Linked DNA regions of Mus musculus: all the other regions are linked to region 3. Evidence: chromatin loops called from intact Hi-C (ENCODE). Cell type or tissue: gastrocnemius. All regions are shown on one strand. Region 1 has its middle 15 kb from the start of Pcnx4. Region 2 has its middle 3.5 kb from the start of Gm40441. Region 3 has its middle 36 kb from the start of Six6. Region 4 has its middle 29 kb from the start of Dhrs7. Region 5 overlaps Lrrc9 (leucine rich repeat containing 9).

Region 1 (5,000 bases), 450 kb after region 3:
GATGCTACTTTGAACACTCATTTTATGTCTGTTTTCTAAGCATCACGTTTTATTTTGATAGAGCAAGCTATTCTAATGTATAACAGTCTTTTTGCGTGTTGCTGTGGGAATGGAAAGTGGTATAGCTGCTGCGGAAAGTATGGTGGCTCTTTAAAAAATAAATTAGAACTACCATATGATCTAGTACCCAGCAGAAGTGAAAAGAAGGATTCAAGTGGATGCTTGTACACATATGTTCACATATGTTCATAGAAAGGTCACTTAAAATAGCACAAAGGTGAAGGAGTTGTTAAACCAAGTGTGGTGTATACACACAGTGGATTCTTAGTCATCTTTAAGTGGGTAGACAAGTGTGACACATACTGCAACATGAATAAGCCTAAAGGCATGTCTGTGAAATACTCCACTCACAGTTTATCATACTGGCATAATTATACGAATATGAGTTACTTATAGTAGTCAGAGCCATAAAGACAATAGCAAAACGACAGGTACCTTGGATAGAGGACAGGGAGGCTATTTAATGGGAAGAACAAGGTTTTGAAGTTTTCAAGATAAAATGACTTTAACGATGAATGATGATGATGATGGTGGCTGAAAATGAACTGCACATTAGTATAGTTTAAAATGATAAACTGCATGTCTTCCTCACCACAACCTACACCAACAAAGTGGCTAAGGTGGGACGAGAGGTGCAGCTTGGTTGGCCGAGTGCTTACTTTGCACTCAAGAGGACCTGGGTTCTATAAACCAGACACAGTAGCATACATTGACTTGTAATCCTAGTACTCAGGAAATAGAGGTGCCTGGAGCAGAGATTCAGGTCATCCTCTGCCTAAGGAGTTGGAGGTCAGCCTAGGCTACTTGAGATCCTATCTCAAAATACACATACATGCATCATTAAATAACACGTAAATTATATATAATGCATATAAAAATAAAAGAAGTGGGGCTGAAGAGATGGCTCAGCAGTTAAGAGCACTGACTGCTCTTCCAGAGGTCCTGCGTTCAATTCCTAACAACCACACGGTGGCTCACAACCATCTGTAATGGGATCTGATGCCCTCTTTTGGTGTGTCTGAAGACAGCTGCATTGTTCTCACATACATAGAATAAATAAATAAATCTAATAAACAAACAAACAAATAATTGCTCTATATATTTTATTGCAAAAGTTTCTAAGGGAAAATCCTCAAAGATATGGGTACAGGTGAAAAATTCCTGAATAGAACAGCAATGGCTTGTGCTGTAAGATCGAGAATTGATAAATGGGACCTCATAAAGTTGCAAAGCTTCTGCAAGGCAAAAGACACCGTCAATAAGACAAAAAGACCACCAACAGATTGAGAAAGGATCTTTACCTATCCTTAACCAGATATGGGACTAATATCCAATATATAAAAGAACTCAAGAAGGTGGACTCCAGAAAATCAATTAACCCCATTAAAAAATGGGGCTCAGAGCTGAACAAAGAATTCTCACCTGAGGAATACCGAATGGCTGAGAAGCACCTGAAAAAATGTTCAACATCCTTAATCATCAGGAAAATTCAAATCAAAACAACCCTGAGATTCCACCTCACACCAGTCAGAATGGCTAAGATCAAAAATTCAGGTAACAGCAGATGCTGGCGAGGATGTGGAGAAAGAGGAGCACTCCTCCATTGTTGGTGGGATTGCAAGCTTGTACAACCACTCTGGAAATCAGTCTGGCAGTTCCTCAGAAAATTGGACATAGTACTACCGGAGGATCCCGCAATACCTCTCCTGGGCATATATCCAGAAGATGTCCCAACCGGTAAGAAGGACACATGCTCCACTATGTTCATAGCAGCCTTATTTATAATAGCCAGAAGCTGGAAAGAACCCAGATGCCCCTCAACAGAGGAATGGATACAGAAAATGTGGTACATTTACACAATGGAGTACTACTCAGCTATTAAAAAGAATATATTTATGAAATTCCTAGGCAAATGGATGGACCTGGAGGGCATCATCCTGAGTGAGGTAACCCAATCACAAAGGAACTCACACAATATGTACTCACAGGTAAGTGGATATTAGCCCAGAAACTTAGGATACCCAAGATATAAGATACAATTTGCTAAACGCATGAAACTCAAGAAGAACGAAGACCAAAGTGTGGACACTTTGCCCCTTCTTAGAATTGGGAACAAAACACCCATGGAAGGAGTTACAGACACAAAGTTTGGAGCTGTAACGAAAGGATGGACCATCTAAAGACTGCCATATCCAGAGATCCATCCCATAATCAGCTTCCAAATGCTGACACCATTGCATACATTAGCAAGATTTTGGTGAAAGGACCCAGATGTAGCTGTCTCTTGTGAGACTATGCCGGGGCCTAGCAAACACAGAAGTGGATGCTCACAGTCAGCTAATGGATGGATCACAGGGCTCCCAATGAAGGAGCTAGAGAAAGTACCCAAGGAGCTAAAGGGATCTGCAACCCTATAGGTGGAACAACATTATGAACTAACCAGTACCCCGGATCTCTTGACTCTAGCTGCATATGTATCAAAAGATGGCCTAGTCGGCCATCACTGGAAAGAGAGGCCCATTGGACACGCAAACTTTATATGCCTCAGTACAGGGGAACGCCAGGGCCAAAAAGGGGGAGTGGGTGGGGGAGGGTATGGGGGACTTTTGGGATAGCATTGGAAATATAAATGAGGAAAATACCTAAAATAAATAAATAAATAAAAAGAAATGAAAGTGAAAAGAAAGAAAAACTTAAAATAAATAAAATAAAATGAAAAAATTTTATATGAAAAAAAAAGTTTTAGAAAGGACTAAGGGGATAGGATGTCTTTTTCTGTGTTAGAAATAAAAAGGCATCTATCTTACAAAATAAAAGCACAGTACAATTAAATATTGAATCCACAGAGCAGCTTGATAAAGAATCTTAAATGTCACCAAATTATCTTCTATTTAAAAGTGAAACTTGTGATTTTAAAAATCTGTATTCCTTGAGTCTTTTCTGCGCCTTTCTTTTCCTTGGCCCCTAGGTGGCAGCAGAGAGCAGAAGTGTCAGCAGGTAGTGGTAAAGAAGTGTGGCTGTGAGATTGCAGTGAGCTTTGTTTTGAGTGCTCACTCACAACTCTGTAGACATAAAGACACTTTCATGAACGGTGGGAAACTGGAGGTCCAGAGAAGTAAAGATTGTATAAATTCATAACAACAGGCCTGTCTATCCCAGGTCTTTGATTTACACTACAGTGTTGTTTAGACTCTATGCCATGTCACTCTTAAAAATATCACATAGAACATTCAGTTCTTGCTTTCCTTATCATAAAGTTATTTTATTAAACATAAAACTCTTGTATGGCTCTTGTGCCTATGGGTCTGTTTTGGGGATGTTATTTTTATATTCTCGTAAGTTTCTTTTCTCATCCTTTTAACCCTAAGAGGGGTTGTATTTTCTTTGCTCTTTAGAGTAACATATTTTATAAATTTATCTCACACTCTTCATAATCAATATTCTCTAAATCACTATAATTTACTCAGAATAAATTTATAAATTATTCAGAATAAAAGCGATACCACCCTTCTTACCTTAGACTGAGGTTCGGAATCACTTGTTGGTTGCAAATGACAGCAATTTTATTGCCCCAAAGGAACATACTGGTTGTCTTACTGGGAAGTCAGAGGATGTCTTGAGACATCATCTGGAGACTCAAATATTAGTCAATAATATCACCTTGTTTTCATTGCCTTACCCTTTGAAGGCTCTTCCGCTGGCAGGCAAGTGGCCGCCAGAGGCCTGTGTCACACCCTCCCACTTATCAATTGTCACGAAGAACATAAACTAAAGAAACCACTCCCTAAGTCCACATCCCAACTGTAGGCTGCGTGACTGGCAGTCCCAAAGATGACTCACAGAACAGGGGTAGACTTTCAAACAAAAAGTCTGAAGAATCAGTCTGGGGAAATCAGACACAACAGAAGAGTTTTGCTGTCTACTGAGCCAGGGTTTGCTTACGTTAATAATGAAATGGAGTCTTTATTCAGACTGATAGATCACTACTGCTCCTGTCCCAGCCACTGTAGCATTTATGCCACTTGGTGGACTGCACAGCTGTCTTCCTAACATTTAAATTCCGTTCCTTTATGAAACTTGCTACCAGCAGGACCGTAGTGGGAAGGCAGGCTCCATGCCGTTAGGGAAGTTGAGAGGTTCAGATGCTCTTCTTAAGCACTGTAAAGGGTTTGGTAGGGGGCCTAAGTTTGGCCATTTTCCCGGGGCTTTCAATGCAGACAGGTTAGAATGCATGGGGGCAGAGACAGGTCCAGTTCTGCCTGATGGCAGCCAGTGCTGTCAGGGCCAGGAGTGCTCGGCTCGCTCGTGCAGTAAGCAGTGTGCCTGGGACAGCGTGAAAGGCACTGGCAACCTAATTAATTAATGAACAACGTAATCTTGAGCTTGCCACTCGGCTCCTCAAGCTCTCAGTCTCAAAGCTCATTTTTCACTCTTTCTGCAGAGGAAGCTATCTAATATGTATATAAAGTGGGTTTTCTCTTTCAGCCCAAACCACTAATTGGTAAATAGCTAATTCTTAGTATAGTTATGTTTCCAAGTTGCTGGTGATGGGTAAATTAAGATTATGATTCATCTTTTTCATGTATTTAACAGCTTTAAATTATAGAATTTATTATCCCTTCAGATCCCTTTATAGTGATATTAAATTGATTAAAGCCATAAAGCATATTAATACATTTAAGGGATATTTAAAAATACATACAACTTTTTTCAACTAATGAAAACCATTTGTTATTAATACTTCCATGTTCTGTATGTACTGCATGGCATCTAGTTTCAAGTTTCTATAACTGTACCCTTGCAGCTTTGCCATTGATAGAGATTGCCATCTTTTTGAGTGGAAGAAGTTCACCATAACTATGATGATCATAAGGTTGTGAGAATTTACTATAATTATATAAGATAGTTTTTTTTATGTATCCACATAAATGCATATAGAT
Region 2 (5,000 bases), 130 kb after region 3:
CTCTATTTTGCTATTTTAATTTTCTCCAGTTCTATAAACAGCACCTTTAAATTCTGCCGGTGCTAGATGGTGAAACAAAATCCTGTAATCATTAACGGAGATGATTCTTAACGATTGCCCTTCTGGTTATCACTGTGATATTCAGGACAGAGGTGACACTTCAGTGGAAAAAGAGCAACAGGCTTTTTAAAGAGCCCCACGGGAGGCCCTGAAATGCACCACAAATAGAAACCCGTTTCCCCACGAATAACATCCAGACACATCTCTGCTGTTTTGTTGCGGCCATGTTTCTCTAAACGAACCCATACATGCCAGGGTTAAAAAGAAGCGCCAGGGCTGGCACTGAGACCCAATGAATGTACTGCATAGGTTTCACACAAAACAGAAAGTGACACCAAGTTCATGACAGACAGCACAACACAAAACAGTGAGAACAGGTTGGAAACATGCTGGGGATCTGTTAGTGTGCACCCTGCACCCGGCACCCCGCACCCCACACCCGGCGCTGGCCTCTGGGCTTTACAAATGAAACAAGAAAAACTTTCAATCCTCATTTCAAAAAATGAAGAATCGCATCATGTTGGAAAAGGAAAACAGCAAGTGCACATTTACAATGCAAGTTTTACTTAAGTCTATTGGTTATCTATACCCAATCACACACATACACCCTTGGCCACACCAATGACATTGGAAAAGATTGTGTAAGGTGTGTGTGTGTGTCCTTGTCCATAGAGAAAATGAGCACACACACACACACACATTTGCATGGTTATGAGATGGAACCGACAAAGTCAAGGAAAGGTAAATAACTTCTTTTTAAAAGATTTGTTTATTTCTATTGTATAAGTGTTTTGCCTGAATGTATGTAGTAACATGGGTGCCTGGTGCTCACAGAGGCCAGAAGAAAGCATGGGACCCCAGTTATAGCTGATTATGAACCACTGTTTGGGTGCTGGGAGCTGAACCTGGGTCCTCTGCAAGAGCAATAAAGGCTCTTAACTCCTGCCTGATAAATGACGTCTAAAACTACCATCAGCATGCTTGTTGTGTTCCTGGAAGATGTGCATGCACTGTTTGGCTCCCTTGAGTCCACTTAAGAGGGAACTTTGTTGTAGCAGGATTTGAGATGCTAAATAAACCCAGTTCTTGAACTGAAAAAGGCACAGGCAAACAGCTAACCTTACCTTTACCAGATTTAGTTGGTCAGTTTGCCAAAGATATTATGTAATTCTAGGACTATTAACTATTGATACATTGTTTAACTAAGCTTTGGGAGATAAGCTGTTGAAAATACTTGTAACTCTGTGAAGGATGTATAGCTTATAGCCTGCAGGTCTTTTTGAAGTCTCTTTCTGAAAAGAGATAAGTCATCTCTAAATACGTAGTAACACAAGCTTTCAGTGTGCCTTTACCTTAATGAATGTATGAATACCCAAAACATGTGGTAAGTATCAGATCTTGGATTGTAGGGTATAATTTCAAGTTAAAAAAAAATCCTTAGTTCCTAAGATCTAAGTGATAGGAAATAGATGGCACATTTAGGTCTTTCTTCTTATAAGCCAGCTCCTTTTGTTTAGTTACAATATATTTGAAGCAGCAGAATTCTAAAATAACAGAGTTGAGTACTGCAAGCAATGAAATTCACTGTGACAAGGTTTGACCCTCCTACAGATGTGTATGCAGAGACTATGCGTGCATATATGGAAATGAGAATATATGTATGGGTATAGCGTTCATATGTAAAATTAAACAGTTCTGCAAATGCTTGGCTAGGAAACCCTTTTAATAATCTGTGGTGTCTGCCACGATACAGGAAAGTATGAAGGCAGATGAAGAAAACACCAGACTAAAGAACTTGAGAACACCAAGGTTTAAGAGCCATCACACCAGGGCACTATAATGAAAGCCGCAGAGGGGAGGGCTCTGATGAAGACGCCTTCTCTGTTGGCCTTCCCCCCACCCCCACCCCCTTGCTGGATAGACCCTGGGGAAGCAGGTCTTAGCTCCCCAGGGCACCGGGTTAGGAGGATCCAGGAAAGCCCCATTTCCCAATCAGCATCATTCTTATAAATTCCCCTGAACCTCCTCGGCCACATCCAGCTCTCAGAAACAGACCTGCTTAATGCGAAATGAATCCCAGTAGAGAAAGGGCCAGCATTTCTTTCCAACCGACTAGCACAATGAGAAGAAAATGGAAGTTGAAAACAAAAAGAAAACCCCAAATCTTTGCAGCTGTATTAGATTCCTAAGGGATAGAAAATGCCAGTTATGCTATAGACAGAATTGAGTTAGTTGTCTTCATATTAACTATTATTATTGCAGATATTTTAATGAAACATTGACTACTAAATTTATCTGACCTGACTGAAATTTTCAACAGTTACTTTTGAAGTAACTTGAAAAACCTGCGAGTGGATTTGGGAACAAGGTTTGCTCTGCCACCTGCTGGCTATTGAAAATAATGCAGCTCTTAGAAGTTCTCCCCATTTTCAAAGATATCAGACCTCAACCCGGGTTTGTGGTAAGGCGATGGTGGCAGCAACCCATGTGGTTCAGGGTCATGGAAATAGAGATAGACCTGGCATCATCGAGCCTGAAGAGGAAGTGGGGGTTGGGAGTGTGTGTGTGCGTGCATGTGTGCACACGCATGAGTGTGTGTGCTCTTGCTCATGCACGCACATATGAAGAGACCCAATGTAACCCTTTTTCCTCTGCTGGTCTGAGAGGCTTCCCCCATCCTCACTTCGGAACTACTCACTGCAGCTACCTCTGTGCATACTTTAGTGGCCTTATCTCTAGGACAGTTGTTAAGAAATCTGTCTTACCTCCAAGGGAAAGACGCCTTTTACACCATCTAGTACTACGAGGAACTCTTTGGTCAGAATTACAGGTAGAACTGACAGGGTGCCATAGTCAGTTTGTTGGCCTCCTCAATCTGTATTTCAGAGGTCATTGTCACAGAGCTTTTATGCAAGTTCAGAGTCTAACTGGACCAATGACTTTAGATTATCTTTATAAAAGAAAATAGAGGGCTGGAGAGATGGCTCAGTGGTTAAGAGCACCGACTGCTCTGCCAGAGGTCCTGAGTTCAATTCTCAGCAACTACATAGGGTCCGGTGCACTATTCTAGTGTGTGTCTGAAGACAGCTGCAGTGTAGTCATATAAATAAAAAATAAATAAATCTTTGTTTAAAAAATGAAAGAAAGAAGGAAGGAAAGGAAGAAAGAAAAGAGTTCAGTGGGTAAAGCTGCCCAAGGCTTCAGGTTTGAGTTCTGATCCCCAGGACCCATGAAAAAGCTGGGGCAGATGATATGTACATTGCTGGTGGTTTTGGGGGAGGAGGTGGCAAGCAAGTGCCAGGGGCTTCCTGGGCAGCCAGTGTAGTCTAAATGGTGAGCTCTGGCCTCAGGGAGATTCTGCATCAAAAGATGAGGTAGAGACCAATAGAGGAAGATTTTTTTCTTATGTGGGTACCACACTCACACACATGTGCTGGCACACACGTGCTCGAGAGCGCAGACACACATACACAGAGAAAGAGAGAGACAGAAAGACAGAGAGAGAGAGACAGAGAGAGAGACAGAGAGAGGTGTTTGATGCTTGTTTATTTACTTAAATAGGAACCAGTTTCCTACCTTCAGCAGTCTCCGAGCCTGTGCCAACCTTACATCTTTCGAAACACATGTTCCAACTAAGCATCGTGAAGATTTCTACCTTTGTGCTTTGGGTGGAGAGGGCCGGCGCCAGTAATGACAAAGACTAAGTCTCCTCCCTACCCTTCTGCTGGGGAGTGCCAGCAGTGGCTTCAGTGGCACCTAGAGAAACAAGCATGCTACAGAAAGGTGGAAGGTCATCAGACTGACACCTGACATTTTTTTAAAACAATTTCTCAATTTCCATCTATAGTCTAGCCCATTTTCTTTTTCAAATTTCTCCCACAATAACCGTATGAGGGATCTTGCTATTGGGATTAAGGGAAAATTTCAAGCATTCACAAAAGGCAGGTCTAACGAAATTACATCCTTCTCAAATGCTTTGTTTATTAACAGAAATATCCTTAAAATGTGGGTTTTCACACCCCTGAGCAATCGCTGTCACAAAGGGAACAATTCTGACCTTAAGCTGGCTGTGCATTCCCTAGTCGGGGACAATGCCTCCCCGCCTTTTCTTAAAGAAAACTTTTCCTCCCTGACCTGTCTGTAGACCACCCAGGAAGCAGGTTCTCCCACTTCATCTGAGGAAGGGACAAGGGGACTTGCTGCCTTTAGCAGTCCTGGGCTTTTCTTCTAATAGGGTAAGTTAATTATTTTCATCAACAGATGAGGGGTGGCCGGGGCCGGCCGGCAGGGGCCGGAGGGAAGCAGGTGTTTCACACACCTGCACTGCCCGGCTTAATTGCTCTGAAATCTGGAGGCTTCGGTGGCATTTGCTTGTCTTTGCTGAATCTCCGGAGGGGGGCCCCATTGGTAGGGTTTGTAACGTAATTGCAGTATAAATATGCAACCACTTTTGAGTGAACAAATTATTTTCTTTAAAATGAACTCCAGGTAAATTTAATTAGGAAGAAAATGTGATTGACAAGTACTAAACTGAGTGCCTGGATTAAAAGTCCTACTTCTGCTCAAAGAGGAGGAGGAGGAGGAAGAAAGAAAGAAAGAAAGAAAGAAAGAAAGAAAGAAAGAAAGAAAGAAAGAAAGAAAGAAAGAAAGAAAGAAAGAAAAAATAATCAAAAAAGCAATGACTGAAATCAACTTTATTCTGTTGTTTCCTTCTGTAGGCAGAAGTGAGTTCAGAGAGAGAAAACTATTGTATTGAGATTTCCACAGTTAAACCCAAAAAGGTATCTTTGTTTTGTTTTTAATACAATGCAAGAAAAATTAGCTTTAAAGTGAGGTAGCCTGCATAGCAAAATGATATTTATTGTGGTGTTCTGGGCTGCTTATATTTATTTGTGTGTTTGGGGTGTGTGTGTGTGTGTGTGTGCGCGCACGCGTGCGTC
Region 3 (5,000 bases):
GTGTGTGTGTGTATGTGTGTGTGTGTGTGTGAATTAAAACAACAACAACAACAACAAAAACCATCCTCAATTCCAAACAGAATTTAACTACCAGAGAGTTCCTTTTAAATTTTTATCTATGAGTTTTTTTTCTTTCTTTCTTTTTTCAAGACAGGGTCTCTCTATGTAGTTCTGGCTGTCTTGGAACTTATTATATAGACCAGGCTGTCCTTGAAGTCACAGAGATCTGCCTGGCTCTATCTCTTGAGGTACTGCAATTAAAAGTGAGTGTCACTAGGCCTGGCTTGCTTTTAAGTTTTAACATTAGTGTTTTGATATGTTTCTCCTGAAGTTACAAAAGTATCTGTTCTCTAACATTTACCTGGCACATTTAAGAAAGAAAGCAAGCAATAATAACGTTAGAAGCATGAAGGGCCACTTTGTGTGTTTTCTCATGTAATTCATAGATGATGGGTACTAAACAGCTAAAAACTAATTTCCATCCATGAGGAAATAGACAAATCATGTTTCCAGCCTTTTGGTGACATTGTTTCAGGAGTTGGTTCCTTGAAAAAGATATGACCAGTGTGACTTCTGCCATGGAATCCCACCAGGAATTCTTCTCGCCCTTGACAGTTTGTAGTGAGACATTAGTAGCATAGAGTCTTCCCTGGGCACAGGCTGCAGCTGGTTTAAACTTACCTCTGCTTCCAAGGTACCATTCTGTACCTTGCTCTAGCCCCACACAACACAGAGCACGGCTCTCAGCATTTTATGTGTGCTTACTGGCGTGCTTCAAGCAGCTGGTTTTTATTTTAGTTACAATTAGTCATACTGTTCTCTGGCCTTGGAATTCATAAGTTTTGGATGGAGAGGCTGTTCTTGAAAGCCTTCTTGAAAGTTTGCTGCTGTGGTTGTTGACAGATGAAGGATGCCCATGCATTGGCTGCGATGCATTTAGTCTATCAGGCATATTTAAAAAAAAAAGATTTATTTATTTGTTTATTTATTTCTTTATTTATTTAATGTATGTGAGTACACTGTAGCTGTACAGATGGTTGTGAGCCTTCATGTGATTGTTGGGAATTGAATTTTTAGGACCTCTGCTCATTCCGGTCAGCCCGTTCCTTCTAGTCTACTCTACTTGCTCTAGCCCAAAGATTTATTTATTATTATACATAAGTACACTGTAGCTGATTTCAGACACACCAGAAGAGGGTGTCAGATCTCATTACGGGTGGTTGTGAGCCACCATGTGGTTGCTGGGATTTGAACACAGGACCTTTGGAAGAGCAGTCAGTGCTCTTACCCACTGAGCCATCTCGCCAGCCCTATCAGACAAATTTTTAAGTATCTTGCATTGGTCCTAGCATTTCAGATGTGATTTAAGTGTGATTTGTGGGAATTTGTACCATAATTCTGATGAATTGCTTTGCATGTTAGGACTTGGGTTTCCTAGTTAAGGAATTTTTACTTATTTCAGATAAGCCAGTTGTGAGTACTGTATTTTCCACTGGCATTTCCAGTCACTTCAGTGCACTTTTATAGCTCAAAGCTTGTTTAATTTCTTGGATTTAACTGAATTCTAAACGTCTACAATTTAACCTGCAGAGTTAGTTGATGGGAAACATTTGGTATTGGTAGTAGGAGTGATTTGTTTCCCCCAACTGAACATTTAACCGAATCTTTCATTTGTGAGCCATTTCTGAATCTCTATCGTTTGCCAAGTTCCATGCTGCAGGCTGGGGTACTCATAACAAGATGGAAGATGGGCTCTTGTCCGAAAGAGATTGCTGTCAACAGGTGGGCCAGAGACCAGTCACTCACAACAGGATCGGTGGGCCAGCGACCACAACGATCACAACAGGGTCAGTGAGGAGACTGACTGTCTTGCAGCTGGGGCCCTGTGACAGTGTCTCTGAGCTGTGGAGACAGGCTGCCTAGCCAGAAGAAAACAGAGCAGAGAGCTTTCTTGTACGCCAGGTGGTGCTGCTGCTCTGCTGTAAGGGCTGCGGTCACCCGAAGATCCTGGCGTCCTGTTATCTTTGCGTTTGAACTGAAAAGCTGTTTTCTTAGCCCTCTCCCTCTCCGTGCTTTGCGTGTATTTACATCTGACTGAAAAGAACTCCCTCTCCGGAGTTCCACCTCCTATCTTACTGGGGGAATAGATAATTTTTACTTAAAGGTATTCAGGCGTTCTTGGAAAATATGGTATTTACTATTTAAATCCCCTGAGTTTTTATTTTGTGGTTTGGGATGGCCTAACGAACTTTTGGAATCTCCTTTGCTGGGGATGGGAGGGTGGGGTTGGGGGAGGCGAAGGGGGGTTGGGAAGACTGGAGTGGAGGTGGGAGGGGCTGTTCTCAGGCGCTGAATTGCAGTTTACGGTTTTTTTTTCTTTCTTTCTTTCTTTTTTCTTTTTAAAATACAATCGAAGCAGTATTTCTGGTAAGAAAAGTTATTAGGTGTTTATGGATGTTTCAAAAGACCAGGGGACGGGGGAAATGCAGATCCCATGTTAAAATGTACACCTGGGGACTCTTTAACACTTTGAACAGAACCCAAGTTGGGAGGGCATGAGCTCCTTAAAGTGGTAGTTGTTTCTACTGGGGGAGGGGGTGCTCGTTGGATGCTGCCCAGGAGCACAGGATTGCCAGGAGCAGCCCCAGGGAGGATGAGTTAGCTCGGCAGCCAGGTAGGACGGGAATGTGTGTTTTCCTCTTACTTCCGCCACATCCCACATCCTCCTGAACAGGAAGAGCACTGCCTTTTTCTGAAGGCCCCCTTTTTTATCTTCTTCCTCCAGAGAATCCAGCAGGAGGCAGCTTATAGCAGGAGGGATAACAAAAATGTATCGAAGTTCTTTAAGGCACACAGAGAGGATGTGAGGTGTTAACCTTAGAAAGCTTTAGTTTCTCCAGCGTTTGGAAATGAAGCTGCTTTGAACTGGCTTTTGCAGGGCAGGCGAGCCCTGGCCTTTGCCTCTGTGTGCTTTTCTAACTGATCCACTGTGAGATCAGTAGGGCACAATTGCAAGTTTAGTCTGTCAGTGGTCGTTTTAGCTTTCAAAGTTTGGAATGGCCTCGGAGGACGAACAGACAGACTGACCTATACGGTCTAAAATCTAAGAAAATTAAAACAGGTGTTTTTTAAGATACTGTTTTGGGATAGTGGCATGAACATGGGGTTCAGTGTTCACCTCCTTCTAACCTCTTCACTTCCAAAGTCATAAAAACTGTCACTTAATATCTCATGATAGTGTTTGTTTTTAAGCAGATTGCTCATGATTATTTAGGTATATTATAGTACATAAAGTCCATGCAATATATTCTTATTACATAGTAAATTGTAAGTATGATTGATTCATATGTGACTTTTTAGAGTGATAATGGGTATTGAGCCTAGCATCTCATACCTGCTAGATCCCTAACCCCTTTTTTTGTTTTGACACAGAATGTTACAAATTTGCCTAGACTGTCCTAGAACTTGCTCACTTTCCCGAGTAGCTAGGATTGTAAAATCATACCACCAGGCTTGACTTGTATGATGCTAATATGTGGACATAATACATACTTCTTAATAGTTAAATATTAATGTGTTCAATTGCTTTGCATTGTATATTGTAGGATTCAGCTGGCATTATAAAGACAGCTATTCAGTAAGACTTAGGGCTGTATAAATTAGCATTTACATATTCTGAGCTCAAATTAAATATTAATTTAAGTGTTCAGTTTCTGCTGAAGTTTACAAGTTATTACTTGGCATATCCATGAGCTCAAGACAGAATTATGAAAAATTAAATGAATCTGTTAATCCCCAACTTACACGGGACTTATTAAAGAAACGTTTAAAGTCTTGAGTCAATGAGTTTCTTTTATATTAGTGTTTAGTGAGTACAGGTGCTTGCTTGAAGTCCTAGTAACCTGAGTTCAACTCCCACATCCCACAAGGTAAAGGAGAGAACCTCTGACTTCTAGTGTGTGCTATGACATGGGAGTGCTTGCACTTGCGTGAACATATACGCATATCGTCCACGAGCCAAAATGAGTAAATTAGACCATTGTTACAAAACCACAGTTTGTTCCTATAAGATAATTATCTATGATGGTTAGTTCCATTGGCTAGATAGCAAATGGCCAGTTAAGTTATAATGACTTTAATAACACCTTCAGCCTGATTTCAGGGTGATGTAGAGGAGAATTATTTAGTGTGGTGGCACTTTCATGAGGGAAGACCAATCCTAAGAAGACATTATAAAAGAAAGACGGTCTTAGGTTGACATTATATTAAAAACAAACAACCTTTTATTTGTCTGGTGGCAAGTTTTCCTTCTGCATCCATTTACAAGAGTTGAGGATTTGTGCATCTTACAGCACGCATCTCCTACCTAACCTTCTCTCTCTGTGCTCCCTGCCCTGGTTTGCTCAGATAAAAGACCAAGAGCAACGTGGGGAGGGAAGGGTTTATTTAACCTTACAGCTCCTATGGATCACAGTCCACCATTGAGGAAGCTGGGCAGGAACCTGAATTGGAAGGCTGCTTACTGCCCACTCCCATGGATCGGATCGATCATTTGCTCACCTGGCCCTAGGCTGGCTCCCACGGCTCATGGGTTGCTCCCTGAGCTCATTCCTCTTGTGGCTCGCGCCTCACTCAGCTAGTTTTCTTATCCAACTCAGGCCTACCTACCTAGGGATGGTGTCTCCCCAGAGGGCAATCATTAATTAAAAAAAAAATCCCTACAGACTTGAGTGATAGAGGCATTTTCTCAATTGAGGTTCCTCTTCCCAGATAACCAAGTTGACAAAGAAACAAGAACAGGACATAGGTCCTTGTGCCATCGACATCACCTGGGCGCTTCTTTATCCCAGGTGTCTGATCCCAGCCTAGCGATATCCAGCAGAACACCTAAGGCTGGGGCTTGGGAACCTGGGTCACAAAATCTCCTTGAATTGTTTGTGCATTTTTAGATTAGGTACCTCAGAAGTAAGATCTCTCCTCGTTGTAGGAATCAGTATCAT
Region 4 (5,000 bases), 280 kb after region 3:
ATTACTCTGTCTCTCTCTCTCTCCAAATCTCAAACCATCAGTTTGATTAGTTCTCTGATAGAAGTAAAAAGGGTTGTTTGAGAACATGCAAGCTGAATAAGAACTGAACCTAAGAGGATCCAAGAAATCTAGCCTCGTTCAGAGGAGAAGGCACTGGGTCTGAGGACAAGGTAGGAGCTTTGGAAGCATGGTGGTGGTGTGCTGGGGAAAGGCTGATGTTCTTGTTTCTGGCTTGAACACCTAGACGAATGATGGTGGTGGTAGTTAAGGAGGAAGGTGTAGAAGGAGAGACTCGTAGGCTTGTTACTTAGAAATGATGCCGCTCAGTTGTCTAGCATCCACAACATCACAGGAGCCTGAATGACAGGGAAGAAAACAATGTTCTGCTGTATGCCAGTTAAGGAAAGTAGATGTTCCCCAGGCGTGGTGCACACGCCTTTAATCCCAGCACTCAGGAGGCAGAGGCAGGCGGATTTCTGAGTTCAAGGCCAGCCTGGTCAACAAAGTGAGTTCCAGGACAGCCAGGGCTACACAGAGAAACCCTGTCTCGAAAAAAACAAAAACAAAAACAAAAACAAAAAAAAAGGAAAGTAGACATTCTAGTTCATTTAAATTTCCCCACATCATATGAATCTGACACTTTTGTTTCTACCTCTTACCTCTACCTAGGTAAGAAGGCTATACTAAAGACACTAAAGCCCATGTTCTTCCCAAGATCAAGGGGTGCAGAGTCTGGTTTGAGAACATTGAACTCAGAAAAGAAGGCTAACTCTATTAACTTTGTCTTAGAAAACTATCTAGTGGGCTGGCGAGATGGCTCAGCAGGTAAGAGCACTGACTGCTCTTCCTAAAGGTCCTGAGTTCAAATCCCAGCAACCACATGGTGGCTCACAACCATTGGTAATGAGATCTGACTCCCTCCTCTGGTGCATCTGAAGCCAGCTACAGTGTACTTACATATAATCAATCAATCAATCAATCAATCAATCAATCAATCAATCTTTGGGCCAGAGCGAGCAGAGTTGACCAGAGTGAGCCGGGCAGAGGTCTTAAAAATTCAATTCCCAACAACCACATGAAGGCTCACAAACATCTGTACAGCTACAGTGTACTCACATACATTAAATAAATAAATAAATCTTAAAAAAAAAGAAAAGAAAGAAAACTATCTAGTATGTCTACTGATACTATCAGATCATGGAGGTTATAGGCGTAACCAACTACTCTCTGGTTGGATGTGAGGCTTGCTTCACAGGAAGGAATTCACACTTGTTACTCTAAATTTGCTCAAAAGTCAATAGTTCAGGAGACCATAGGTCCTGGGGCAAAACTACTACTGCCATTTTTCCTTTTTTCCTAAATGGACACATCATCAAACTGTCTTCTAAATATTTATGTTTCTATTCTTAGGTTAGTGCTGCTCTCGGCCTTAGGCAGCAAGGCATCTTTCTGCAGAGGGCAGCAGACAGCGTGAGACACTCAGAGCTCATCAGCCTGCTTAGGATAAGTGACTACTGAGTGATCAGCTCCGAGTGGGACATTTCTGTCAACCCCCACGAGGCTCCTCGAGCATTGAAGAAATGGGGGCAAAAAGCATGTAAGAGCCAGGGGAGGGGACGGGTGCTGTGAGGTGCCGCCTGCTGGACATGCATCCATCAGCAGCTGTCCTGTCACCTCGATGCAGATTTAGTTGTCTGCACAAGAGCAAACCAGCAAGTTCAGCCAGTATTCCAGGGGCATATGGTGGGGTGTTTGGGAGGAATGGGAGTGGAATTGGAGGAGGGTACGATCAAGATACATTGTATACATATATAAAACAGCTAAAGAATAATGAAAGATTTTAAAACGGCATCTAGGTGTTTATGGCACAGTAATTTATAGTCCAGAATTTAATTTTTTTTTTTTTTTTGGAGAGGTACACAGTAGTTTCTTTTACTACTGTTTATTTTTCTTGCATTGAAATGTCAATCTTTTACTCGGACTTTAGTCATCTGTGACACTGTTACCACGCCGGGTGTAACATGTGGCCAGCTGACTCCCATCCAAACTGTAGTTTAATCTGCCTTCATGGAAACATAACGTTGGCACTGTGGGAGAGGCGGGCAGGGCAGTAGTGCCAACAGCTGAAATTCTGTCTCCAGAAGCTAAACGGTTATCCTGTGCGCTGAATGAGCGGACACACGGTCAACACAACAGCTGCTGATGTCACAAGGAGAGGTTTACTGCGCTTATTTTTAGGGTTGCCAAAGTGGAAAAACAGCCCCACTTAACCGGACATTTCTCCCATCGCTCTCTTTCTCTTTTCTAGGTCTCATCTGCCTTTCTGTCTCTCTCCTTCATTAACACATTTGAATTCACCTTTCAAAGTTGTAGTCCTGGAAACCAGGAAGCCAAAGAGTCTCTTAAAGAAAAACAACAACAACAACAACAACAACAACAACAACAACAACAATTTATTTTGAGCAGTCGAACAGCAGAGGAGAACACCCAGACAGCTCGGATTGGCCAGTTTCTATGTATGCGCCGTTGAAATTAAGAAACATTTTCAAAAATTCTATTCGTCACCTTGGACCCACTTATTTAACAGTAAATATAAGCCAACCAGTAGAGGGCAGTGCTGACTTGTTCCTTAAAACCCTCAACAGTAAGGGCAATTTTAGTAGTGAAAAAAAAATTTTTTTTTAATGTAAAGTTGAGCAATCAAATAGATGAGAAGATTTCAAGGGCAATGAGTCACAGCAACACATGGTTGATGCAAACAGGTTGTCACAATTTTCCTGGGACATAAATTAAATACTTGTTTCACAACCTGCCTTTTTCATGTTTGCTTCTTCCGCATGTGGCACTGTGGCCATCAGAAAATCCTTCCGTGCTCTCGGAACCTCACCTTTCTCATTAGAAAATGATGTATTTGGCACAGATGAGAGTTAGCTTCCCTTTGAGGGAACACTAGTCTACGAAAGAGAATGCTAAATAAAATAATTTTGTAGACAGACCTCCTGGAGAAGTTTAAGGGGACCGTACCCCATCCTCACTGATCATTCTCATTGCCGAGTTAGCTACTCCAAATCCTTGGCAGCGCTTTCTAGAAAACACCTGGGGCCAGAGTGTGAGTCATGCAAGGAAATACACCGACCCTGGCCTTCCCTTCCCTTTATCAACTAAGAAGTTACTACCCCTAGTAGCAGCGTAAGGTATTCTTGATATATACCACTGCTTCGGATGCCTTGCGCCGTTTGCTTTCTAGTGTGTTAACATCGCTTGGGCTCCTGGCTCTAGCTTCTTCCCCACGCCAGGAGCATCATGGCTTTTGCTGTCACACAGAACTGTTTCTGTAAGGACCCAGGCAGTCAAGGTAGCCGGCGCTTTGCACGTGTGGATTTCACAACTGTGGAGTCCATCAGCTGTGGATGGAAAATATTCCTTTTAAAAATCGTGTTCATATTGGGCATGCCTTTTGGTTCCCACTACCCATCATGGCGTTAGTCCCTAAACAATGCAGCATCACACCTATTTACATAGCATTGACATTGTATGCGTTGCATGTATGAGACTCTGGGTTGGATCTTCAGCCATACACTGGACACTGTGGTACACAGTTGTAATTTACAATTTGGGAAGTGGAGGTAAGAAGACCATAAATTCAAAGCCAGCCTGGATTACAGATGTATTTTTGAGGTCAGCCCAGGACATATCTCAACACCGAAAGACAAAAGTAAAAAAGAACCTTGAAGAACTGAGAGAGAAGCCATTCATCATGTGCAAAGGACCTTTAATAAATTAATTAGCAGAGTCCTCCTTAGTCAGTGGGACCAGGAAGGTAGAGGCTTACTTTGGAAAGAGGCTCATTTTCTTTTTTTTTTCTTTTTTTTTTTTTAAAGATTCATTTATTTATTATATGTAAGTACACTGTAGCTGTCTTCAGACAATCCAGAAGAGGGAGTCAGATCTTGTTACAGATGGTTGTGAGCCACCATGTGGTTGCTGGGATTTGAACTCCGAACCTTTGGAAGAGCAGTCGGGTGCTCTTACCCACTGAGCCATCTCACCAGCCCGAGGCTCATTTTCTATGCTTTCAATCACCCACAGTCAACTAAGATTGAAAATATTAAACAGATGTTGGACAGTGGTGGCACACATCTTTAATCCCAGCACTTGGGAGGCAGAGGCAGGTAGATCTCTGTGAGTTCGTGGTCAGCCTGGTCTTCAGAGTGAGCTCCAATACAGCAGAGATACACAACAAACCCTGCCTCAAAAAAAAAAAATAAATAAAAAAGAAAGAAAGAAAGAAAAAAAGGAAGGAAGGAAGGAAGGAGGATAGAAAATTTTAAAGGAAAGCATCACAAATAAGCAATTCATAGATTGATTTTTATTTTATTTTTTAACCTTTTTGGGTGGTGGGAATAAAATCTAGGGCTTTGTGCAAGCTAAGTAATTTCTCTATGGCTGAGCCACATCCACAATCTGGCACCACTGCATACATTTCAAATTGCATGTCACTGTGAATAGTATGATAAAATTCATGCTGTCCAGCTCCACCTAGCCTGGAGTATAGACTGTCTCTTCTAGTGTCTTCATGGTGTATATGCTACCATACATTCTGCACTCAGTCTGGGTTATGAGATCAACTGTCACAGTACTGAAGTACTTACGTTCAATCCCCCATATTACTGGGTGTGTTTGCTACATGCATATATTCTCAGTATTAGGAAGCCTGAGGCAGAGGATTTCAAATTTATGACTGGGTCAGGCTACATAGCAAGACCCCATCTCAACAAAAGAAAACAAAACCTAGGACTAGGAGCAAAGCTCAGTGCTCAGAGATAGAACACTTGCTCCTGGTTTGATCCCCAACATCACCACGAGCAACCCATTGATCAAGCAAGCAAATAAGTAAAAAAATTGTTTTACTTAATAATGATGACAAAGTGCAAGATGACAAAGTGGCACCGGAAACTAGGGTACAAAGGGCAGCCGTGATGTGTTTCCTTTAAGTGATA
Region 5 (5,000 bases), 510 kb after region 3:
ATGGGACCTCATAAAATTGAAAAGCTTCTGTAAGGCAAAGGACACTGTCATCAGGACACAACGGCAAGCCACAGTCTGAGAAAAGATCTTTATCAATCCTATATCCAATAGAGGGCTAATATCCAATATATACAAAGAACTCAAGAAGTTAGACTCCAGAGAACCAATAACCCTATTAAAAATGGGGGATAGAGCTAAACAAAGAATTCTCACCTGAGGAAACTCGAATGGCCGAGAAGTACCTAAAGAAATGTTCAATATCCTTAGTCATCAGGGAAATGCAAATCAAAACAACCTTGAGATTCCACCTCACACCAGTCAGAATGGCAAAGATCAAAAACTCAGGTGACAGCAGATGCTGGCGAGGATGTGGAGAAAGAGGAACCCTCCTCCACTGTTGGTGGGAAGTCGAAGTGGAAGGGTCAGGAGTTCAAAGTCATCGGCAAAACACAGAGAAAGCAAGCAGGCCGAGGGGAAGTGATTGGGGTAGAGCAGCGTCAGGTTCGAACACAGCAGTGTTCTCATTTATGTGGGTCACTGTGTGACGTGGCCTGGGAAGCAGTACTCTCCAGCACTGGTCTACATCAGGAGGCTGCAGGAAAGTGGGCTAGATGTGTTGGAGCTCAGGGTCCCAGCAATGACACAGAATTAGCAGTAAGGTGAGGGCGGAGAAGCAGAGAGGAAAGAAATGGTGGCAGAAAACGGAAATAGGAAGCTGGACGGCAGCTAGAAAGCACGGCCAAAGCGCGGGAATGGGGTGCTTTCAACTCGTTCTTTATAGGAGTGCTGGAGGTTCATGTTGAGTTTGGAGCCAATTAAAGAAGGAAATTTCAAAGTCACCAATAAAAGACTCCAAGAAGAAGAATCAAGTCAAGGCAGGCAGACAGAGCCGTGGAGGACTGCCTGTGCTGTCCTTTTCACGCCTAAGACTCTGTCTGTCGGCCACCATGCCACCATGCTTCCTGGGAACCAGGAACAGAAGTTTGTGGTAAACAGTGGTGCAGGGACGGGGAGGCACGCTGGATTCTGGGTGAGAGCGCGAGCTACCTTGCTTGTGTCGCTGTCTTTGAATCCCCTTTCAAGTATCTGTAGCAGATGCTTCTTCTTTACAGTCACTTCGGGATCAAAGACGTAGAAAAGGCACTCCAGCATCTTCCGGTAACTCCTCAGGAAGAAGAGCGGCAGAAAGAGGGTGAGAGGTAATGCCACAAAAGCTTAACCATCAATACGTTAACTGTGCACCCTGGTGAGAGTCTCCTGTTTCCAGTGTCATTAGGACCTCCAGGGCCCCCACCCCACGCTCAGAAAGAGGCTCACCCTAGACAAATCATGAAGTCATCTCGGCCATGGGAGACGCAGGACCAGGAAACATTTACTAGCAGGGTGCATCTTTCATATGGCGAACTTTGAAAACAGGAATGTTCATACTCTCTCTCCCCACTCAGAACGAAACAAAGGCAGCCTTTGCCGTTACTTGTAACAGAACTGACTCTTACTCCGGATCTTGTGTGTCTTCAAGATCCAAACACTTTTGGAATTTCTCTTCAAACTTCAGCCTCAGAATACGGTTGTTGACTTTAATGACCCGCTTCACCTTCACCCCCGTGATGCCGTACGCTCTGAAGTCCCAGGTGCAGAAACGCGACAGGATTAGTTCACAGCAGGAGTTAAACCTACGTGGGGAGACAGGACACACACACAAAAAGCAGAACAGTGGATTGCCTTCAACACGCTGAAGGGTATGAAATAGACCTTGAAGATCCTAGTTTGTGATATTTTTGGCTAAACATACTTCATCAGATCACAGTAGCTGTGTTTTTGTTCCACTGGGCATATTTGATCAACAGAAGATGCTAAAATTTGAAACACAGTAAAATGTTCTTTTTATTATCTATTATCTACCTCTTCTACCTAAAAACGATGTTGACTGAATAGTCCTTCCTTCTTAAGAATATTTGATTAGCTTCAGTGTGACCACATATTCCTGGCCACTTTCCTTCAGGCTATGACTTCAACTTTTCTTTTCTTTCTGTCCAGCCCCCCCTCCGGTTCCTTGAAATAATTTCTTTTTAAATTTTCATTTATTTTACTTTTTTTTATGGTGTTAAGGATTGAACCAAGAACCTTCTGCAATCAGAGAAGTCCTTTGTCACTGAACTATTCCCCAGTCTCCAATAGACTTGGAAAGCTTGCTTTTCACCAGGAACCAGAATTATAGCTCTCTTATTTCCACTGTCCCTAGGTGATTTTATCTATCATGTACATATGTATGTATGTATGTTTGTATCCATGCATGATATATGTATGTACGCATGCATGTATGTATATATATATAGTATATATATATATATGCATGTATGTATTCATACACAAATAATCATTTCTACCCAAATGTAGCTGTAGTACCCAGTTTGAATATCCACTGGTTTCTAAAACACTCGAGTAAATATGCAAAGGGACTTTCAAAGCTAAGTACTCAGCACCTGGCCCCAACCAGTAGTTAAAAATGGCAGGAGTGGCTGTCTCCACTCCTCTTCACCCGCTAGCACGCCTGTACCACATCTCAAATGCATGCTGAATCATACCCTGGCTCATCATCAGCACTGGCCCTGTCCTCTTTGGGAATATCATTGTCTCTGACTCTATCCCAAGAACTACCTAAGTTAGGGCACATAGTGAGAAGGGTGGTGTCCACCCTCTCTCTCCTAAGGCTTATATTCCAAAGGGGGTAGATATTCAATAATATGTAAAGCCATAAATATGACAAATGCTAAAGAATAAAGACTTAGCAGAGAAGCCTTGGGTAAGGAGTGCAGAGGGCACCTTCTTGAAGCCTCAGAGATCTTCCAGGGAGAAAAGTGATCTGAGAACCAGAGGAGGATGTGGCAGCTTTGAGAAACTCTAGATCACGGGTCCTTTCGATGACTGGTCTGCTCTCTGCTGCCCTCATCTGGCTGTTCTAATAAAATTACAGTCTTGTCTTAAAATTGCACAGAATGGAGATTAAGACCGAAAGAGAGACCATTTAACAAGGAAGCAAATGATTCTTTATGAGATTCATTTACCCTGTGACCATTTATGTAACATAGGTGTGAGGGCTTCTGTGACGGGTGATTTCTGAGCCCACTATCTGAACTCCTAGCTTAGAGCACCTGACTTACCACCAAAGGCTTTATCAGTGCAGGAGGTGACAGATAGCCCAAATGACCTCTATGTCATATGTATGACCCAGATCTTGGCAGCTCCTTCCGTAGGCCCTTAGTCTAATACATGCAGTCTCTCTTCAGAACCCACTTTCTTGCAAGAAATGACATGCACATTGGAGTAGGTTGATGTAATTGTGCCTCCTTGTGGATCTGAGCTTGTATTACACAAGGAAACAGTAACAAACGGTTCTGTTTAAAGATGCTGACAGTAAACCACCTGGTGTCAGACTCAGGAGTTAGAACAGGTCTGGCTAACAAAGTTGGAATGAACCGAGTTTCATTCTCATCTTGTCCAGATCGTTTCCCACTGGCTGTGATACAGGGAACCCGGCAGCCTGAAGTCTGGCTTTGTGCCCCTTCTCCCACCACCCAATGGCCTTGTTCCCACTGACGGCTTAGCTCCCACACGGCTTCCCCTTTGACTACAGGCCAGCAGGATGGCCAGGAGGCCTCCACGGTGGCAACCTGCTGTGGCCAGTTGTGCAGTTGGTTTCTGCTCTGTTCTGGCTTTCAGCCAGTGTTCAGAATCCAGGACTATCTGCCCAGCAACTGTATAAACATCGCGAGGACAGCAGTGGGACATAAACTTTTTTCTTAAAATATTTACAAACTCCCCATATACTTTTTCTGCTGACTGGCTAAGAAAAAGAATGGGTGTTGAGTGACCCCGTTGAGGTGTCCAGGGCTTGTCTCATGTCGATAAGGCAATGAGACAAAGGTACAGGTAGAAGATGTATGACAGCAAATTTTCAACAGATGGATATTTTGCTAAAAACTATTTTGAAAATGAGACACTTTGCAAGTTGATCACCTGGCTCAGGATCAAATATACAACTACTTTTGGAGCCCTACTCAAAGCTCAGGTTTACCAGTCATCAGCCTGAGTGCCTTCTTCAAAATGGATATTGCCCACAGTCTCCAGCTCAGTTAGCAGAAACGGGGTCAGTAAGCCGTGAGTCTTCTTCTTCTGTTTTACTTCAGTCCGATAAATCGCTTCAATCCTACCAGAGACAAAACACACATGCAGGGGTTCATCGGATGTGAGACTCACAGCATTGGCACACAGCTGTTCGTTCATGTGCCGTAGAACATGCACGTAGCATGGATTTGAGAATCAGTTACCTCTTGCTTTCAGTGGCGGAGTAACGTGAGTGTTAGCAGTTAGATCCAGAACAAGATATTCTGTTTCTAGCAGTGAAAAGCTCTGATTTTGTTACCCTCATGCAGAGTATGAAAAGCTGAGACTTTTCCGGATCTAAGAGCACGGATGCCAAATCCTAGACAGGTCGTTTTGTCTTCTTACACCCACGTATTCTCAGCACCACACCAGTACTACTAGTACTTCCATCTAAAGAGCTAGCGAGTGGGAGGGTCATCTGGCATGGACATTACAATCCTGTTAAGATCATTACAAAGACCCTAGTAACCCATTTACCCAGTGTCCCCAACAAGCAAGGACTGTAGTGTGCTTGCTGGTCTGGTCTGCGTGCTGCATTTCTGAACTAAGGAGCACTCAATTGCTTTTAGTTTGCAGCCAGAGGCTGAGATGTGACGCCATGCTGATCAGAGGAAGCCCACTGTGCTTAACTGAAAATGGCTTCAGCCGGAGCCCAGCTTTGAGTGGGTGGGGGCCCTAGGAACCGGGTGTGCCAACATGGTTCATGTTCTGCTTTCTCCCATTTATCAAAGGAACTGAGCTCAACTCTCGGCCTCCAACATGCTGATTTTATTTGATCCCGTTATCAATCTGAATGACCAGATAGTTCGGCAAACATACTCATGCAGTTTCTTGTT

The links. Peaks named below come from ENCODE experiments on the same cell type or tissue, not always from the same donor. Only the 100,000 strongest peaks of a DNase experiment are listed, where the experiment ranks them.
Region 1: a loop joins it to region 3, with 4 times the contacts of the local background. A loop is called at or near these places in 16 of 42 quality-filtered maps.
Region 2: a loop joins it to region 3, with 9 times the contacts of the local background. A loop is called at or near these places in 40 of 42 quality-filtered maps.
Region 4: a loop joins it to region 3, with 4 times the contacts of the local background. A loop is called at or near these places in 13 of 42 quality-filtered maps.
Region 5: a loop joins it to region 3, with 7 times the contacts of the local background. A loop is called at or near these places in 17 of 42 quality-filtered maps.

The regions. Positions count from the first base shown.
Region 1 is chr12:72,518,878-72,523,877 of GRCm38, reverse strand. No RefSeq gene overlaps it. Among named protein-coding and RNA genes, the nearest start is that of Pcnx4, 15 kb to the left of the region's middle. In gastrocnemius, a CTCF peak has its summit at 3,017 (motif pointing right); DNase peaks (open chromatin) are centred at 3,040 and 4,314.
Region 2 is chr12:72,845,447-72,850,446 of GRCm38, reverse strand. No RefSeq gene overlaps it. Among named protein-coding and RNA genes, the nearest start is that of Gm40441, 3.5 kb to the right of the region's middle. In gastrocnemius, a CTCF peak has its summit at 2,445 (motif pointing left); a DNase peak (open chromatin) is centred at 2,504.
Region 3 is chr12:72,973,874-72,978,873 of GRCm38, reverse strand. No RefSeq gene overlaps it. Among named protein-coding and RNA genes, the nearest start is that of Six6, 36 kb to the right of the region's middle. In gastrocnemius, a CTCF peak has its summit at 1,961; a DNase peak (open chromatin) is centred at 1,951; H3K4me3 peaks cover 709 bases; H3K27ac peaks cover 317 bases.
Region 4 is chr12:72,691,741-72,696,740 of GRCm38, reverse strand. No RefSeq gene overlaps it. Among named protein-coding and RNA genes, the nearest start is that of Dhrs7, 29 kb to the right of the region's middle. In gastrocnemius, CTCF peaks have their summits at 1,630 (motif pointing left) and 2,608 (motif pointing right); DNase peaks (open chromatin) are centred at 1,605, 2,102 and 2,571; H3K4me3 peaks cover 1,103 bases; H3K27ac peaks cover 1,387 bases.
Region 5 is chr12:72,459,998-72,464,997 of GRCm38, reverse strand. Lrrc9 (leucine rich repeat containing 9) reads right to left here. Exons shown (of 32, transcript NM_001142728.1): 9 at 4,984-5,000; 10 at 4,076-4,207; 11 at 1,497-1,673; 12 at 1,048-1,162. Among named protein-coding and RNA genes, the nearest start is that of Lrrc9, 21 kb to the right of the region's middle. In gastrocnemius, a CTCF peak has its summit at 2,945 (motif pointing left); DNase peaks (open chromatin) are centred at 2,935 and 3,621; H3K4me3 peaks cover 276 bases.